2 separate regions of the Homo sapiens genome follow, and region 2 is linked to region 1. A link is an interaction called in ENCODE POLR2A ChIA-PET data of the cell type or tissue named here. Cell type or tissue: MCF 10A. All regions are shown on one strand. Each heading gives the region's core, and the rest is flanking DNA. Links, peaks and the distances in the headings are about the cores only.

The links. ChIA-PET counts read pairs that join two places held together with the same protein. Peaks named below come from ENCODE experiments on the same cell type or tissue, not always from the same donor. Only the 100,000 strongest peaks of a DNase experiment are listed, where the experiment ranks them.
Region 2: POLR2A ChIA-PET joins it to region 1 with 5 read pairs; 6 of 35 experiments call an interaction of 5 or more read pairs at or near these places.

Annotation. Positions count from the first base shown.
Region 1 is chr4:26,286,154-26,292,089 of GRCh38, forward strand. LOC105374542 (a long non-coding RNA gene) reads right to left here. Exons shown (of 2, transcript XR_925508.3): 2 at 2,000-2,296. It also overlaps a transcript of RBPJ not described here. Among named protein-coding and RNA genes, the nearest start is that of RBPJ, 32 kb to the right of the region's middle. RefSeq lists an enhancer at 2,492-2,541 and a silencer at 2,712-2,761. In MCF 10A, for the core only: no CTCF peak of the experiment used is centred there; a DNase peak (open chromatin) is centred at 3,438.
Region 2 is chr4:26,085,543-26,091,478 of GRCh38, forward strand. All of the region lies in intron 2 of LINC02357 (long intergenic non-protein coding RNA 2357), which reads left to right. Among named protein-coding and RNA genes, the nearest start is that of LINC02357, 18 kb to the left of the region's middle. RefSeq lists an enhancer at 3,148-3,257. In MCF 10A, for the core only: no CTCF peak of the experiment used is centred there; DNase peaks (open chromatin) are centred at 2,429 and 3,119.

The DNA.
Region 1 (5,936 bases), core at 624-5,623:
TTTAAATATCACGTGGGACAGTAATTATAGAACATGTACTGTGGGCTGGGCATGATGACTAGCGCCTGTAATCCCAACATTTTTGGTGGCCAAAGCGGAAGGATCGCTTGAGCCCAGGAGTTTGAGAGCAGCCAGGGCAACACAGTGAGACCAGGTCTCTTTAAAAATAAAAAATTAGCCAGATGCGTGGTGGTGAGCACCTGTGGTCCCAGCTACTTAGGAGGCTGAAGGATCACATGAGCCAAAGAAATCAAGGCTCTCGTGAGCTGTGGTCGCACCACTGCACTCCAGCCTGTATGAAAAACCGAGACCCTGCCTCAAAAAAAAAAAAAAAAAAAAAAGAGACAAACAAAATAATTCATGTACTTTAAGCTCTTGGCTTAAAGCTTTGAATCTCACATGTGATCTCTCTGTCCTTCAATATCCTATAATTCATTGTTCTGACTGCACATAGAACATCCCATTCTTACCAGATTGGGGGAACTTCAGGACCAGAATTTAGGCTTAAATTTTTTGATTCCATACAGCATCTTACAAACAGCAGGTGTTCATGTCAATATATATTAATTATGTGCAATTTCTTTATCTGAGGGGCACCCTTTCTTTTGTAAAATGATGTTGTAAAGTAAAACCTCTTTTTTTTTTTTTTTTGGTCGGAGCCTCCCTCCGTCACCCAGGCTGGAGTGCAGTGGCCACTATCTCTGTTCACTGCAGCCTCCGCCTCCTGGGTTCAAGCCATTCTCCTGCTTCAGCTTCCCAAGTAGCTGGGATCACGGGGATGCACCACCACGCCTGGCTAATTTTTGTATTTTTCATATAGACGGGGTTTCTCCATGTTGTCCAGGCTGGTCTCGAACTCCTCACCTCAGGTGATCCGCCCACCTCGGCCTCCCAAAGTGCTGGGATTACAGGCGTGAGCCGCCGCACCTGGCCTAAACTAAAAGCTTTAGGTTGGCACATTTTCAGGTGAAAAAGACAAAGGAAAGAGCTAGCATGCTACGGTAAAAAGAGAGTATTGATTTTAAACCATGTCACTGTTCTGAGATCTGTGCTCAAAAATAAAGGAGTATTTTAGGTCATTGGAAAAAGAAGAAAGAGAGAAAAGATTGGGCACAGTGGTTCGTGCCTGTAATCCCAGCACTTTAAGAGGCCAAGGTAAGAGAATCACTTGAAGCCAGGAGTTTGAGACCAGCCTGGGCAGCATAGCGAGACCCCATCTCTAGCAAAAAAAGTAAAAAATATAATAACAATTAGCCAGACATGGTGGCATGCTCCTGTAGTCCCAGTTACTCAGAAGGCTCGAGTGGGAAGATCGCTTGAGTCAGGGAGATGGAGGCTACAGTAAGTTGTAATCATGCTGCTGCAGTCCAGCTTGGCTGACAAAGTGAGACCTTGCCTCGGAAAGGAAAGGAAAGGAAAGGAAAGGACAGGAGAGGAGAGGGGAGGGGAGGGGAGGGGAGGGGAGGGGAGGGGAGGGGAGGGGAGGAGCAGAGAAGAGAAGAAAAGAGAAGAAAAGAAAAGAAAGGAAAGGAAGGAAAGGAGGGAAGAAAAGAAAGAGAAAGAAAGAAGAAAACGAGAAAGGGAGGGAGGAAGGCAGGAAGGCAGGACAGAAGAACGCAGGCAGGCAGGCAAGATGGAAGGAAGGAAGGGAGGGAGGGAGGGAAAGAGAAAGAAGGAGAAAGAAGAACTCCAATAGAAGAAGACCAGGGAAGGGTCTAGGCCTAATTTTGTCATTTATTTAAATGTCTTTGAGCATCTCATTGAACTCTCTCTGCTTCTCTGCATTTGCATCTGCAAAATGAGGAAACTGCACATGACTCTGAGGTGATTTCCCACTCAATGATCCTAAGATATTTGAGTACTTGAATATCCTTCAATGATAACATCTGGGAAGAGTATAAAGTCTGATATTAGTCCTCAGTAGTGCTCTCCAAAAGGATGGGTAGATAACTACAGACATTTTTAATTACATATCACTGAGTAACAAATTACCTCCAAATTTAGGAGCTTAAGGCAAGAATAAACATTTATTCTCTCACAGAGTTTCTCAGGGTCAGGAATCCAGGAGTGGCTTAGCTGGGAGGTTCTAGCTTGGGATCTATAAAGGGATTGTAGTCAAGAAGTTGGCTGGACATACAGTCTTCTGAAAATTTGACTAAGGCTGAAGAATCTGTTTCCAAGGTGGCGCTCTCATGGCCGATGGCAGAGTCTTCAGTTGCTTATCACAGGGACTTCCTTGCAGAGCTGTTTGAGTGCCCCTCTGGCATGGCAGTTGGCTTCTTCTGCAATGAGTGATCTAAGAGCAAGAGCAAGGAGGAAGCCACAATGCATGTAATGACTTATTCTCACGGGTTGCACATTGTCACTGCTGCCACATTGAATTCGCTAAAACTCAGTTACTGACTACAGACCACACCCTAGGAGAGAAGAATTAGGCTCCACTTCTTGAAAGGAGTATCAAAGAACTTGCAAATTTATTTGTGAGTTTATTTTAAAAGCCCTCACAAACACGTATTCTTTAAACTAGAGTGGCTCAGCCCTGCAAGACAGGGAAGTTATAACAACCAACATTTCTAGAGTGACTCACTGTTTAGAAAGTATTTCCCCATGTTTTCTCATTGGGTTGTCACAACCCCCCAGTGGAACAACAGCATTAATATCCCCACTTAAAAATGAGGAAATGGAAGCGAGGTCACTTTTGTACAGTTATTTAACAAGTAAGTTGTATAGCTGGGGATTAAGCCCAGCACAAAGCATAAGGCCTTTTCACCATCCTTCAAATGAGAAACTTGGCATGAAGGCCTTTGCACAGAAAAGTTTCATTAGGAAGATTGACTATTCCTTACTTCCTACCAATTGTTTTTACCTATTTTATTAAATTTTTTTATGTTTAACTTACATACTTCCAAAATTACTTGAAGCAGTTTACAAATAAAATGTTTAAGAAAGAAAGAGGAGTAGGGCTGGGCCTGGTGGCTCATGCCTGTAATCCCAGCACTTTGGGAGGCCGAGGTGGACAGATCACTAGAGGTCAGGAGTTCAAGACCAGCCTGGCCAACATAGTGAAACCCCATCTCTACTAAAAATACAAAAATTAGCTGGGCACAGTGGCAGGTGCCTGTGATCCCAGCTACTTGGGAGGCTGAGGTGGGAGAACCACTTGAACCTGAGAGTGGTATGCAGGTCAAACCACTGCACTCCAGCCTCAGCGACAGAGTGAGACTTGGTCTCAAAAAAAAAAAAAAAAAAAAAAAGAAAAAGAAAAAGGAGTAAATAATTCTAGGCACCAGAAATGATCATATTACAACACTTGGCAATAAATTTGGTTCAGATCTTTCTGGCAGCAGAGGTGAAAAGAGAAGCGTGATAGGCTGCAGAGATTTCACTTTCTGACAAGAGTGAGCATGCATGCTATCATTGCCTGAAGCTAAATTCAAGAAGGACTTTATCACGTGGAGTTGTGTAGAGTTAATACCGCTTAACATTGTGGTCAGTATCTTCAATCACACGCTTGCAAAAGATGTACTCATATTAACCCTGAATGTAAACAGAGGACACACCTCACCTGTAAGTTGGTTAATATATTTGAGGAAGAAGCTGAGGAAAGGTGGCCCAGGTACCTTTCTCTCTAATGTCTTTACCAAATTAAGGCATAGAACTTGGAGAATATACAGGAATTGAAGGTTGATCTGTCTGGTGGACTGTCTCTCAAGTATCAGAGTTGTGAGAGTGCTTGAATGACCTGCTAAATCTTGTTAATTTGTCTTGGCATCTTGTAACAGGTACCTACCTGTAATATAAATATTCTATATTGTCAATTAATTAAGGACTTTGCTAAAAGAGAGCAAGGAATGCCAATATAAAGTTAAAGAAAAATATAAAATAAATAAGTTAGGCTGGGCATGGTGACTCATGTCTGAAATCCCAGGACTTTGGGAGGACATGGTGGGAGGGTTGCTTGAGGCCAGGAGTTCGAAACCAGCCTAGGCAAAACAGCGAGACCCCACCTCCCATCTCTACATGTGACTTAAAAAACTTAGCTGGGCATGGTGGTACATGCCTGTAGTCCTAGCTACTTGGAAGACTGTGACAGGAGGTTCACTTGAGCTCAGGAGTTTGAGGCTGCAGTGAGCTATGATTGCACCACAGAACGAGACCCTGTCTAAAAAAAAAAAAAAAAAAAAGTAAAAAAAGTTAGACCGCATGAGCTGTAATAACCCTTTTTGGACCAATATGCTGTGACTCTGTGGCTTTAAGGATGAGATGCCAATATGCATTCTTGTCCCAGTAGAGAGCCAGCCCAGTTTGGCCTGGGTGTGAGAAGCAAAGCTATCAAAAGCTTTGGCCAATTTTTTCCCCCAAAAGGAATTCCAAATATATCCAAGCTTCTATGTTAGTGACTGATTGAAACCAAAGCTTTATACCATATGACATAGAATCCTGGAATAGATAACTTTAGGCTGAAGAAAAAAGAAAAGTTAAGGCAGGTGTGAGCAGCTGTCCAGTTCTGCCATAAAAGAAATCAAGTTTAACTTCAGCGATAACATGCCTTCTTTTAAGCACTCGAGTTTTGTTAGGTTCTCTCCAGTTGGCTGAAAATTACACCCTAAATATTCCTCTAAAAGTAGATAACTTAGTGCACTTTTATTTAATATTACAGTACTTATAAAGGTTTCTATTAATGGGTCTCCTCCTTCGAGAAGAGAATCGTAAATGAAATACATAAAGATTAATAGCCTTTATTTATTTCTTAAACCAGCTGGTCTTCCTCTAAGAAAGCAGATATGCTAAAGTAAATAATCCTTCATTTTAAAAAATAGAAAGCATTCCCCTTGAATGCTGTTTACTGGCTGTGAGCAAATAGGTATTCACTTAGAAGGCTTTGCTCTCTGTTTATTACCCATATTTCTATAATACCTGCTTCAGAAGTGTTGCAGAAAGACAAAATTAATGTGCATGGAAAAAAAGCAGAGAAAATGAGTGTTAATCTTTGTGGAACAATCCAGAGTCCAGAGAAAGAGGCGAGTAGGGGGAGAAGCCACTTGTTGGAATGACTAGTATATTAAGATTCTCTTCTGGGTTATGGGTTAACATCTGCATCATTGAGGTCTATTCACAACAGGATATTGTTCAGTATAACTTTTTGCATCCAACAGAAATACAAATATTAATTTTCATGGCATAGAGAAAACTTCAAAATTTGGGAAAGTACTGAAGGATGTTATCACAAAGTTGTCATTTAGAGTCCAAGAACAGTCTTAACAATTGTACAAGCTTCAGAGCAAGGGCAGAAAATCAAGACATCAAATTGTCATGTGGGAAATCTATTCTGGGGAGTTGTAGAATAAATACTCACTAATAAGAAAAGGTGGGGAAGGTCCTTCTAAGCAAAGGAAATGAGTGACAAGACAAGCAGGTATGAATGACTTTTTTTTTTTTTTGAGATGGAGTCTCGCTCTGTCGCCCAGGCCAGAGTGCAGTGGCACAGTCCCTGCTCACTGCAACCTCCGCCTCCTGGGTTCAAGTGATTCTCCTGCCTCAGCCTCCTGAGTAACTGGGATTACAGGCATGCGCTGCCATGCCTGGTTAATTTTTGTATTTTAATAGAGACAGGGTTTCACCATGTTGGCCAGGCTGGTCTTGAACTCCTGACCTCCGTTGATCCACCTGCCTCGGCCTCCCAAAGGTCTGGGATTATAGGTGTGAGTCACTGCGTCCAGCCCTTCAGTTTGTTTTTTAAGGTTTTACATATATTTTTATTTTTTCCAGTTTTATTGAGGTATACTTGACAAATAAAACCATACAAGTTTAACGTGTACAATGTGACGATTTGATATATGTACATATTGTGAAATGATTACCACAATCAAGTTAGTTAACACATCCCTCACGTCACACTTTTACTTTTTTTAATGTGTGGTGAAAATATTTAAGAT
Region 2 (5,936 bases), core at 344-5,343, 200 kb before region 1:
GAGTAGTGGCCCACAAAAAGATATGCCCTGTCCTAACTTCCAGAACCTGAGAATGTGACCTTATTTGGAGAAAGGGTTTTGCAGATGCAAGCAACTTAAAGATCCCAAGATGAGATCGTCCTGGATTACCTGAGTGGGCCCCCAATCCCATGACATGTGTCTTTATAAGAGAAAGGCAGAGGGAGATTTGACACAGAGCAGACAGTCCTGTGAAGACAGAGGCAGAGATTGGAGCAATGCAGTGCAACCTGAAACCAAGAATTGCCCAGAGGAATCACTGGAAGCCGGAAGAGGCAAGGAAGGATTCTCTCCTAGAGCCCGCAGAGGGAGCATGGACTTGCCAACACCTTAATTTTGGACTTCTGGCCTCCAGAACTATGAGAGAATAAAGTTTTGTTGTTTTAAGCCACCCAGTAGGTGATAATTTGTTAAGCAGCCCTAGGAAACTAAAAGGCATGGATAATCCCAGGATCCCATGGAAGGTTGTGCAGGTTGCTGACTTCTCAAGGGCACTACTTGAGAGGACGAGGAGAGACTAAATACAGCTCACACTGGGCCTGCCAACCTGCATGGCCTGCAGGAGACTGCTCCTGGCCAGAAGGGGTACCTCTCTCTTATTTACAGCTGGCCAGCGCCAGCTCTCATTCTTGGGTTTTCTTCAACTCTCTGCTCCTGGGTAGACCTTCCAGGAAGGCTTTCTTGAGCCACACTTCTCCCCAGGACTAGTCTGGACCCTTCTTCTGCTCCAGTAGATATATTTATCCTGCTGTAACACAATTGTCGGTTCACATTTCTATACCCTCCTCCATATCTCAGAAACAAGGGCTGCTCTTAGTCTCCTCTTTCCACTGTGCCTAGCACATCATAGGTGCTCAAAAGAGACCTGTTGAATGAATGAGCAGGAGCCAGCTATGGAGCCTCAGTGAGCCTGCGGCAGCAAGAGGCACAGTGAGCGGGAGCAGGGATGAGATGCCCGTCCCAAGGGGCTGCTGAATCAAGGCAATTTCATGCTCGTCACAATTTGCCTAAACTAGCCATCAAACAGAACCGGAAAAGTGGCTCGAATAGAGAGCACCACCAGGACGTTAACATTTTGCAGATGTGTTATCTGAGCTTGTGCCTTTATCTTTTCCCTAACTGAGGCATCGGTGCCTAAGGATATTTCCACTGGGGCCAAACACATGCTCACACATCCAATGGGACCCAACGTACTGCATTCCACGCAGATACACACATGAGCTCATGCAAGTCCCAGGGTGCTCATCTGGTCCAGATTTGAAGGAAACTATTTAGCTAGATGGAGAAAAACACATCATGTACAACTTAATACCAAACAGATTTTATGACATACTGAAACTGCTTTTGATAATCTACTAATATATCAGAAGAGCTAATCAACTAAAAAAGAACCAGCTAATGTCATATCTCTGAGGTCTGGACAATGTTTATGTGAGTTGCAGGGATGACAGAAAATACAAAAAGATGCAGGGAGCTTTAGGGAGAGTTATCCAAAGGCTCCCCCACCCCCTGCTGAGATGCAGTCCTGTTTATTGTAGCAAGAAATGTATTTTGCCAATTTATGAACATAGACAATTATTTTCTGGCTGAAAGTCAGAGTGGACTTTTCCAGAGATGCAGAAACACTATTGCTTGGCCACTAAGATCCCTCGTGGGAATGCTGCTAGGGAATGCTGCTAGCCATGGATGCTGCTAGGGAAATAATCGGTGCAGGACAGTTTCACTTGGGACTATCTCAACCCATTGGTGGTTTCCTCGTCAGTGTGGGGAGCCCCTTCATTAACTGGTCACTTGACCACGACGGCATTCCTAAGTGATTCCTAAGACTTCATGAAGTCTCTCGATAAATGTTTTAAATTAAAACCCACATCTGTGCTTGTCCTGGCACCATCTGGGGTTATAAGAGGCAGCACAACATACTGAGATAAGAATGACTTTGAAATTGCAGTTCAATTACTTGATGATGTGAGCTTTGACAAAACTGCTTAATTACTCTGGCCTCAGTTTCCTCATTGGAAAATGGAGAACAAAATGTTGACAGTCTCACTCTGTCATCGAGGATGGAGTACATCCTGGAGTACAGTGGTGTGATCTCAGCTCACTGCAACCTCTGCCTCCCAGGCTCAAATGATTCTCATGCCTCAGCCTCCTGAGTAGCTGGGATTACAGGCATGCACCACCACACCCAGCTAATTTTTCTGTATTTTTAGTAGAGATGGGGTTTTTGCCATGTTGGCCAGGCTGGTCTCGAACTCTTGGCCTCAAATGATCTGCCCGCCTCGGCCTCACAAAGTGCTGGGATTACAGGCATGAGCCACCGCGCCTGGCCTTGCTTAACTTTTCTCAGTGCAGGATATTCAAATGGGGCAAGTGCGAGCAAGGATTGTGGTACTGTGCCCAGAGACAGGGGATGTGGGATGGTGTTTGGAAATTTGTGGAAGTCTATCTGACTGTTGCAATACCTGGGGATAGGAAGGCAGGGGAGCCGAGCATTACTGGTCCTGAGAAGGAGCCAGAAAGCCTCAACTTATTATAATACCCTCACTGAGAAGCACTGCATTAAAGTAATCTCAGGCTGTTCCTGGCTGAATCTGTATGAAACCCTGTGATTCTATGTGATGAAGAGAAGGCGTATTACTTCTTGTGTTTGCTTTTGTTTTGATATAGGTTATCATTGTAGGGAAGTGTTTTAATCTTATTATATTGTATTTTTTAAATAACCAAATCATTTTGTTGGCATTGTATAAAGAGACATATTTTCTAAAGTACCAAGAAAAAGGAGCAGGCCATTTAGACTGATGGCATCCTTTCAGATGCTGCGCTCCCATGAGGAGCTCTAGGAGCCAGTCTTCTCCTTTTGGGCTCTCACAGGAGATCTTAGGAAGAGGTTCTCAGAATAGGGCTGTAGGAAAACGTCCCGACACCTGGCGCAGCCAGGCTGGTGGGGATTAGGGAGCAAACATGATTCACTTCATTTTATTTTTATACAGGAAACTAGAGACATAGCTAAGAAACAAACTCGCTATTTCTGGTTCTTGGCTAGTTGTGGCTCTTAGGGGACACTCCCTTCCTCTGAAGAGCTGTTTTTATGGCAAGGGACTCACATGCTTTTTCATTGCTACATTATCTTTGAATCATAGTTGGCAATTAGGCATTGAAATTTGACTATTTACCTTAGGGACTCCTCTGGGTATGTGAAGAATTCCCCTGTTTTGCTCAGGATGTGGGCAGATGAGGAAGTAGTAGCAACTGACTGATATTATATCTCCATTTGGCTGGTGCTGGGGAAGAACCTTTGAGTCAGCCAAGGAGACATTCCCCAGTGCAGAGATGGCAAATAGAAGTGTATCTTTGGATGTCATCTACTTCTTCAGCTGTCCCCAGGTCAGAGGGAATGGGGGTGGGTGGAGCAGGTGTGGGGGGTGGAAATCCCACCATTCAAATGTTCAAGACAATCTGTGACTTAAACAGAAAATTGTGGGACTTGGTGAAAAAATGGAAGGTTGCACTTTAGAGTTAAAAAGAAAAAAGAAGGAATTCAAGCCAACAACCATAGATAGTCCCAGGCTCACAATGGTTCACTTCTGATATTTTAATTTTGGTGGTGCCAAAATGATACATAATCAGTAGAAACTATACTTGGGAGTACTTATACAATATTGTTTTTCACTTTCAGTACACTGTTCAATAAATCGCCAAGCTTTCCCACACTTTATGATAAAATAGGCTTTGTGTTAGATGAGCTTGACCAACTATAGGCCATTGTAAGTGTTCTGAGCATGTTTAAGGCAGGCTAGGCTAAGCTATGAGCTTCAGTAGGTTAGGTGGATTAAATGCATTTTTAGTGTATGATATTTTCAGTTTATGATGGGTTTATCAGGAAGAAACCCCATAGTAAGTTGAGGAGCATCTGTATTTATCAAGCATTAGGTGCTGAATATAAAATCATCGTTAACATTAAGAATAGCTCATTTCCTATCCTCCTTCTAGATACCAGACACTGTTCATTTAAAATATATATATTAACTCATTTAATCTTCATAACACACCTTTAAGGTACTTACCTATTAGTATCAGGAGCATCTGTATTTATTAAGCACTAGGTACTGAATAAATCATCATCGTTAATAAGAATAACTTGTGTTTCCTATCCTCCTTCCAGGTACCAGATACTGCTTATTTAAAATAGATGTATTAACTCATTTAATCTTCATAACACACCTGTAAGGTACTTACCTGTTAGTATTATGCCTATGTTATGGATGCAGAAACAAGGCACCAAATGGCTATGTAGCCTTCCTGGAATTATCCAGATAGTAAACAGTAGAGATGAGATGTCAATGCAGACACTACGCCTCCAGATTATGGGCTTTATATCACTATAACATAGCTTCTCTTAGGATGTGATTTCTTTTCTCAAGGACGTTACAGGGAGCTGGCAGCCTGCAATTAACGAAAGCTTGGCTGCCGTGGTTGGCTGAGACTCAGCTATTTGTTACAAGAATATACTCTTAAGTTAGGTTGCAATAGGATTCAAAGTGTGGAGGACGCTTAAGGCCAAATTTAATTTAACAGGGACATGGTTATGGATTGGCAGAATAATTGGTGAAATGTTGCCCACAGTGACAGGAAAGATAGAAAGAACACCTATAAATGTGTGTATCTGGCTAAGAAGATTTCCAAGCAGAATGGCAGCTTTTTTTTTAAGTAGGGAGGAGTGAGATGAGCTTAAGAAAGAACTGATTGGTTTTCAAGCAGAATTTAGAGGCAATATTTCCAAGGCAAGGCTTGCTTGATGGGAATCTTTTTAAACAATTTTATATTCACAGATTATCTGGAAAACAAATGATTCCCAAAGTAAGAAATGACCAAAGGACAAAAATCAAATCCAAGAAAACATAGCTTCCAGGTAAAGAACAGATCAGGGCTATGGTTGTGAGAACCTTTGTTGAAATATCAGCAAGATTTAAAGTGATGCCTCATGGACCTCCCAATTAGACAAATAGCTAAAGGGATTTTCTAGACCCTCCTAATCAGACAGTAGCACTTCTGAGAATTATAAATGTTTTGCCTCACCACACACTGACTTGAGGGTTCTGTCTCAAAGAGACTTACAGATATTCTTTTGTCTTAGGTATGGATTATAATTTGATACACAGGAAGCCCACAACATTTTTTAAAGGAATTATATCGCTTTAACTCAAAGGGAAAGATAGTGGAAAATAAAAAGAGGTCCCAGGACCCTAGACTTCCTAATGAAAGAAGCAGGCTACAAACACAGGGCATTTCTTATAGGAGAGGAAGGGCAATTTAGAAGGAGAAGTCAAGATTCCAGAGGGAAGAGCTAACAGCCATGGAAAATCACTCACAAGGAGCAGAAACAAACGCTTTCTTTTCATTGTTTATTGATTTTATTTGAAACTATGTGCATCTTACATGTTTTAGGTTCTTGATAACATTGGAAGGGGACATAACGATGTTTGCTGACAAACAGCTTTCTGAAAAAAAGAGTTTATACGCTATTCCGCGTGGATCAAAGACTTCCAGATCTTTTCAAATTATTATTATACTTACTGCTTAAATTTTTAAAAATGTTTATCTCAATAGTTTTTGGGTGCAAATGGCTTTTGGTTACATGGATAAGTTTTTTAATGGTGATTCTGAGATTTTGGTGTGCCCTTCATCCAAGCAGTTTACACTGTACCTAATACATAGTCATTTGTCCCTCACCCCGCTCCCACCCTTCACCCGGAGTCCCCAAAGTTCTTTATATCATTCTTATGCCTTTGCGTCCTCACAACTTAGCTCCCACTTGTAAGTGAGAATTTGGTTTTCCATTCCTGAGTTACTTCACTTAGAACAATGGCCTCCAGCTCCATCCAAGTTGCTGCAAAATCCATTATTTCATCTCTTTTTAT